Regions from separate parts of the Homo sapiens genome. Here region 2 is linked to region 1. The links are chromatin contacts, found by Hi-C in ENCODE. All regions are on one chromosome and are shown on one strand. Each heading gives the region's core, a stretch centred on a gene start or an enhancer-like site at or near the end of the contact. The rest is flanking DNA. Distances are from core to core; before and after follow the strand shown. Region 1 has its middle 110 kb from the start of NABP1. Region 2 overlaps CAVIN2-AS1 (CAVIN2 and TMEFF2 antisense RNA 1).

The links. Hi-C counts contacts between places; a loop is a spot of excess contacts on that map. Pooled maps may share reads with other maps.
Region 2: a pooled map shows a loop between it and region 1 (2.1-fold over the local background). The contact joins two enhancer-like sites. A Hi-C loop is called at or near these places in 2 of 37 single-sample maps with no recorded cell type and 4 of 50 pooled maps.

What each region holds. Positions count from the first base shown.
Region 1 is chr2:191,570,026-191,572,969 of GRCh38, forward strand. No RefSeq gene overlaps it. Among named protein-coding and RNA genes, the nearest start is that of NABP1, 110 kb to the right of the region's middle. Within about 2 kb of position 1,251, at least 4 of the 41 ENCODE cell types and tissues checked have a DNase peak (open chromatin) inside an H3K27ac peak, as active enhancers do.
Region 2 is chr2:191,909,242-191,912,185 of GRCh38, forward strand. The region is part of intron 1 of CAVIN2-AS1 (CAVIN2 and TMEFF2 antisense RNA 1); the gene reads left to right. Among named protein-coding and RNA genes, the nearest start is that of CAVIN2, 64 kb to the left of the region's middle. Within about 2 kb of position 1,395, at least 2 of the 41 ENCODE cell types and tissues checked have a DNase peak (open chromatin) inside an H3K27ac peak, as active enhancers do.

The DNA of each region.
Region 1 (2,944 bases), core at 1-2,500:
GGAAATCTTTTTGGATATCCAGGAAGATGGATATCCAAACTTCCCCAAGATCCTAGTCTATTTCCTTCCTTCCTTCCTTCCTTCCCTTTCTTTTTTCTCTTTTCTTTTCTCTTTCTTTCTTCCTTTCTTCCCTTCTTTCTTTCTTTTCCTTCCTTCCTTCCTTCCTTTTTCTTTCTTTCTTTCTCTTTCTTTCTTTCTTTCTTTCTTTCTTTCTTTCTTTCTTTCTTTCTTTCTCTTTTTCTTTCTTTCTTTCTTTCCTTCCTTCCTTCCTTCCTTCCTTCCTTCCTTCCTTCCTTCCTTCCTTCCTTCCTTCCTTCCTTCTTTCTTTTCTTTTCTTTTTCTTTTCTTTCTTTTTCAACTTTATTGGGGTAAGTGATTTATAGTAAACGGCAGAGATTTAGTGTGTGGTTTCACAAGTTTTGACATATGTGCTTACCCAGGAAACCGCCACCTCAGTCAAGATAATGAACATTTCCTTCACCCCGAAAGTTTCATAGTTGCCCCCTTTGTAAGACCTCCTTCTTTTTGCCCCATCCCCAGTCTGCTTTCTGTGACTATAGATTACTCTGCGGTTTCTAGGATTTTATGAAAATGAAATCATCTTTTCTTGTCTGATTTCTTTCACCTAGCATAAATATTTTGAGATTCATGCATGTGGCTGCATGTATCAATAATTCATTCCTTTTTACTCCTGAGGATTAATCCACTGTATGGATCCATCACAGTTTGTTAATCCATTGAGGAATCATTCCTTCTGTTTTGTTTTATAAGATCACGAAGCGTTAGATGTGTAAGGGGCATTATAGGTCACTTAATCTAAGAAAATCATCAGTTATCTGTAGTTATCTACCTACAGATTAGGTAACTGAAGCCAGAACACTACTTAAGAATTTCCCTGGAAATTGTTTAAAATTGAGATTCATACCTATTCCTGCCGTTTGATTCTGATGGTGGAGTGAATCCTGGGATTCTGCAGTTTTAGCAACAGCCTCTGGTGATTCTAATCCAGATATATGGTCTACTATACTTAAAACACCGAATTATTTAAATATTGAGGTCGTAGAAGGTTAGGAGCAAAGGCTGGATTTAAATCCACAATTTTTGATTTCTAAGTTTAGGGCTCTTTCTACTACATTATGTCAACCCCAAATAACATCAGACACATGGAAGCCTGACGCTGTCTGCTAGCGTAAATCTCTTTGTTTTCTCATCAAAGAAATGCCACAGCTCGATTCCAGGCTACATTCTTGTGTTTCCAGAAGAGGGTACTGATAACAAATCCTTTCTTTAATGCACGTATTTCTTTCTCTTACTCTCTCTCCCCACCCCCTCTCTCCTCCCTTCTTTCTTCCTCTGCTTGTTTTTGTTTTGTTTTGTTTCGTTTTGGGTTTTTTGTGGGGTTTTTTTTCTGGTCATTAAAGTTGCAAATATGAAAAGCAACAAAGTGAGACCTGGGAAAATGAGTTTACTTCAATAAAAAGCCAAAGTCCCTGGAGAAATTTCTTGACATCATTACATTTTTAATACAAACTTGCCTGTAAGTGCTGTCACTTACTGGCTTCCAGTCACTAATTTTATGAGTCAGCACTTTCCCTCAGTGACTTCCTCAAAATTATAGGAATAGGAGGGGCTGGACAGAACATGCAGAAGTAAGAATGCTGAAAATTTAACCAGAGCTGAAGAAACGTTGACCTTTAGGAACAACAATGACCAAAAATGTCATCTAGTTATCTTACTCCCTATCTCTTTCCATTGGGTAGTTAGGGAGGAAGCCATAAGCCTAACTTGGTATATATATATATATATATTTTTTTTTTTTCCCTTAAGTTATTATAATTCCAGTGACCCTTGGGCTGCCTTCCTCCAAACTCTGAAAATTTGAACTCAGGCAGTGGGGCCTGAACCCTTACTTGATACCTGGTGTCTGAGAATGTTGTTTCTAAGCAAGGATATCAAGATCATGAAAAACCAAGCAGTAACATATCAAATGAAAGAAGAGACATGAGTCCAACTCAAGCTGCCAGAAAAATTTAATTCATCTTTGATAGTTTGGGCATTTTCCTAACAATATTTTTATGACAAATTGGGTAATTCAAATGTGCTGGCTACCTTTGAAGCCCTAGAATGAAAGTGAGCTTTTGCCTCATGAGATAAAATAAGACAAGGCTTTGAGAATTCAGTCGCCCCACCCTGGGTAGAATTGTGAGAAGGCACACTGTGTCCCTAGGACCCTCAGACTCACTTCTTTGAAACCTTTTCTTTCCCCACTCTTACCAGGTATGGGGGCTCCATTGCTCTCCTCATTGGATCCTTAGTGTGAGTGACACAGAGTCTTATTATCCTATGCTGTCTACGTTTGCATTTGAACATTAATTGTGGCAATGACAAGCTTTGTCTTTGAGTCACAAGGCTTGGAAATAAGACAGAAGATTGGTAATTAGAAGTTCTAATCTGTGTTCATCTACTTATCACTTGTGGGCCCTTAGGCGAGTCATTTAACCTTTATGAGTCTATTTTCTCATGTGTCAAATAGTAACGATGATAGTAATATGCACATTTGTGAGTGGCTATAGGGACTAGAGATTAGGTATATAAAGTACCTGGTCCATAAATGGTAGTTAAAGGCATGTCGGCCATGCGGGTGTCAGGCATGCAGATGATGGAAAATTTGGGACTTCTCCTATTGACAAGAGGACTTTTCTAGTACAACTGAAACTGGCTTATTAGAATGGAGAGTGGTAGCTGCCTACTCAATTAGGGTGGGCCTATGTGTTTTGCCCTAATGCCTCATGTCTACCTAATTTCTCTTTGTGTCCATTGTAATCATGGAGCCCGAATCTTTGGATCATTTATGAGAGTCATAAATCTAACTGGGTGAAAGTGGAATTGAGAAGAGACTCCAATGTATTTGTGAGACCAGGTACTTAAGGGTTGCTACATTTGA
Region 2 (2,944 bases), core at 145-2,644, 340 kb after region 1:
TATATATGGAATATATATATGGGAGTTTACTAGGTATTAACTCACACAATCACAAGGTTCTACAATAGGCTGTCTGCAGGCTGAGGAGTGAGGAGAGCCAGTCTGAGTTCCACAATTGAAGAACTTGGAGTCTTCAATTAAACTTGGATGTTTAAGGGCAGGAAACATCCAGCATGGGAGAAAGATGTAGGCTAGGAGGCTAGGCCAGTCTCTCTCTTGACATTTTTCTGCCTGCTTATATTCTAGCTGTGCTGGCAGCTGATTAGATTGTGCCCACCCAGATTAAGGGTGGGTCTGCCTTTCCCAGCCCACTGACTCAAATGTTAATCTCCTTTGGCAACACCGTCACAGACACACCCAGGATTAATACTTTGTATCCTTCAATCCAATCAAGTTGACACTCAGTATTAACCATCATAGCCACCATGCCTGGATAATTTTTGTATTTTTAGTAGAAATGGGGGGTTTTGCCCTGTTGCCCAGGCTAGTCTCAGACTCCTGGGCTCAAATTTTCTGCCCACCTTGGCCACGCAAGGTGCTGTGATGAAAGTCTTGAGCCACTGCCCCCAGCCAAATAGTCATTTTTATGCTTAAAAACCTTCAAAGGCTCATTCTCTCATGAAGTAGTTCCAACTCCTTGATAGGGCTCATCAGACCCTTCATGATATTGTTCTTAATTTTTCTTTAGCCTCAACTTTTAGGTATGTCTACGAGCCATAGGGAAGTTATTTCACTTCCCCAACATATGGGTACAAAGTTTGTAGTTAGGAGCCCAGACTTTGGCACCAGACTATAGGGGTTCAAATTTCAGCTTTGTCACTTAATAACATCATGACCCCAGCCTGCTTACTTAATTGCTCCCTCTCAGTTTTCCCATCTATAAAATCAGATGATAATAGAATTATTGTGAGGCTTAAATGAGTCAAGGAGTATAAAACACTCAGAGCAATGCTGGGGTATAACTGATATTCGGCAAACATCACCCACTATCAATATTGCCACCAGTTCTAGGCACTGAAAAGACTGTGGGACCTCACTTTTGTGATTCAAAATAAAAACAATTCAAGACTGTAAAATACATTTCAGCCAGTAAGTCAGCCTAAGAAAGGAGTGATTTTTTTTCAATGATTTTTACTTTGATCTGTTTTGAAAACGCTAGATTGAAAAATAGAAATAGAACTTTTGTTGCTTGTGCTTTGTTGGTGAATTGACCCTGTGTTCAGTCTGGTTCTCTGTTCCAGAAAATGCTTTTCCCTCTTTCTAGGACACTCTTCCAACTTCTCACTGACTCTTCTTGGCATGTTCTTTTCCTCATTTAGGTCTCATGTTACAAGTTAGTTCTTCTCAAAGGTTGTCCTAGACCTGGAATCTGACCTAGTCCCTGATTACAAACTCTCTTCTCATTCTATATTCCCCCAGTATGACACTTCCTGTTCTGTGTCATAAATTCCATGTCATAATTTCCCCTTTACCGTATCTCGCATTATAATGCTATCACCACAAAGACAAGACCACTTCTATCTTGTTCACATTATTTTCCTTCTCTGCATAGCATAGCATGTGCTCAGTGAATCAGAGACTGACTAAGCATCAGAAACCTCACTTGCCTTTAGACATCATCTCACTAGTACAGAAATAATTCTGTGTAAGAGTATATTTACCTTTTATAAAATACTATTTGTTTTTTTTTCTTCTGACATGATGACTCTGCCTTCAGCATCACTCATAACCCAAAGAACTACTAAGTTGCTCTTTGCTGTTTTCAAATTCAAATAACAAAAATGAGATAATGAGTCTTTTTTTTTTTTTTTGAGACAAAGTCTCACTCTTGTCCCCCGGACTGGAGTGCAATTGTGCGATCTCGGCTCACTGCAACTTCTGCCTCCCAGGTTCAAGCGATTCTCCTGCCTCAGCCTCCCCAATAGTTGGGATTACAGGTGCCTGCCACCACGCCCAGCTAATTTTTGTATTTTTAGGAGAGACGGGATTTCACCATGTTGGCCAGGCTGGTCTCGAACTTCTGACCTCAGGTGATCCGCCTGCCTCGGCCTCCCAAAGTGCTGTGATTACAGGCGTGAGCCACTGTGCCCGGCCGATAATGAGTCTTTTAAGACTGAGTTTGAAAACCTTTTCATACAGTGATGGGAGTTTTCCCTGTGCTGGGTTGTGAGAACTAGTTATGAAGGCATTGCTTTTGGATCTCTTAAGTCTTAAGTCTACCACAAAATCCCTAGTGGTGGGAATCTCAATCTGGGGCTGACCGATAAAGAAGTTTCTGGCTAGCAGCCCCTCAAATCAGGGTCTTGGGGCAGTTACCTGCAAACACAGCAGCTCCTGTGTTTCATACTTGAAGGCCCCTGGGAAGTCCCTGTTCCCTATTTGGCAGTTAGGAGCTGAGATTTCATCTCACCATTATAAATTATTCAACAAACTTTCATAAGTTCTTCCTAGGAGGTTTGTACTAGTGCCTGTAGAGGCATTATGTGATACACAAAGACAAAGACGTGGTCCTGCCCTTCAGGAGTAGTAATCCAGATATCACCTGCTGCTCTTAAGAACCTCTACCCCATGTCTTAAGGGAAATCCAATAACTGCTCTAGGAGTTTTGCAGTGCTCAGGGATTTGTGCTTCATTTAGTCATCTTGGGCTTTGCTATCTTACTGATGCTGGATTTTTGTTTATTGTGTCTTCTGGGTGTTTCTTTATCTTTGCCCTAGTATCAACTCAGACATAGGATGCAGTTTCTTCCCCTTAATTCTTTGCTCTTAGTCCTAAAATATCACTCTGGGGAGCAGCTGTGGGTGGTAGCGTTTTACTAAAGAGATGGGTAATGGTGAGAGAAGTTATATGGCATTCCATAGTTAGATAATCAACAATTGAACATTGGGCTCTTGAAGAAGTTCTTCAGCCATTTCTCTCAACGTGAGTACTGGGCACCTGCTAT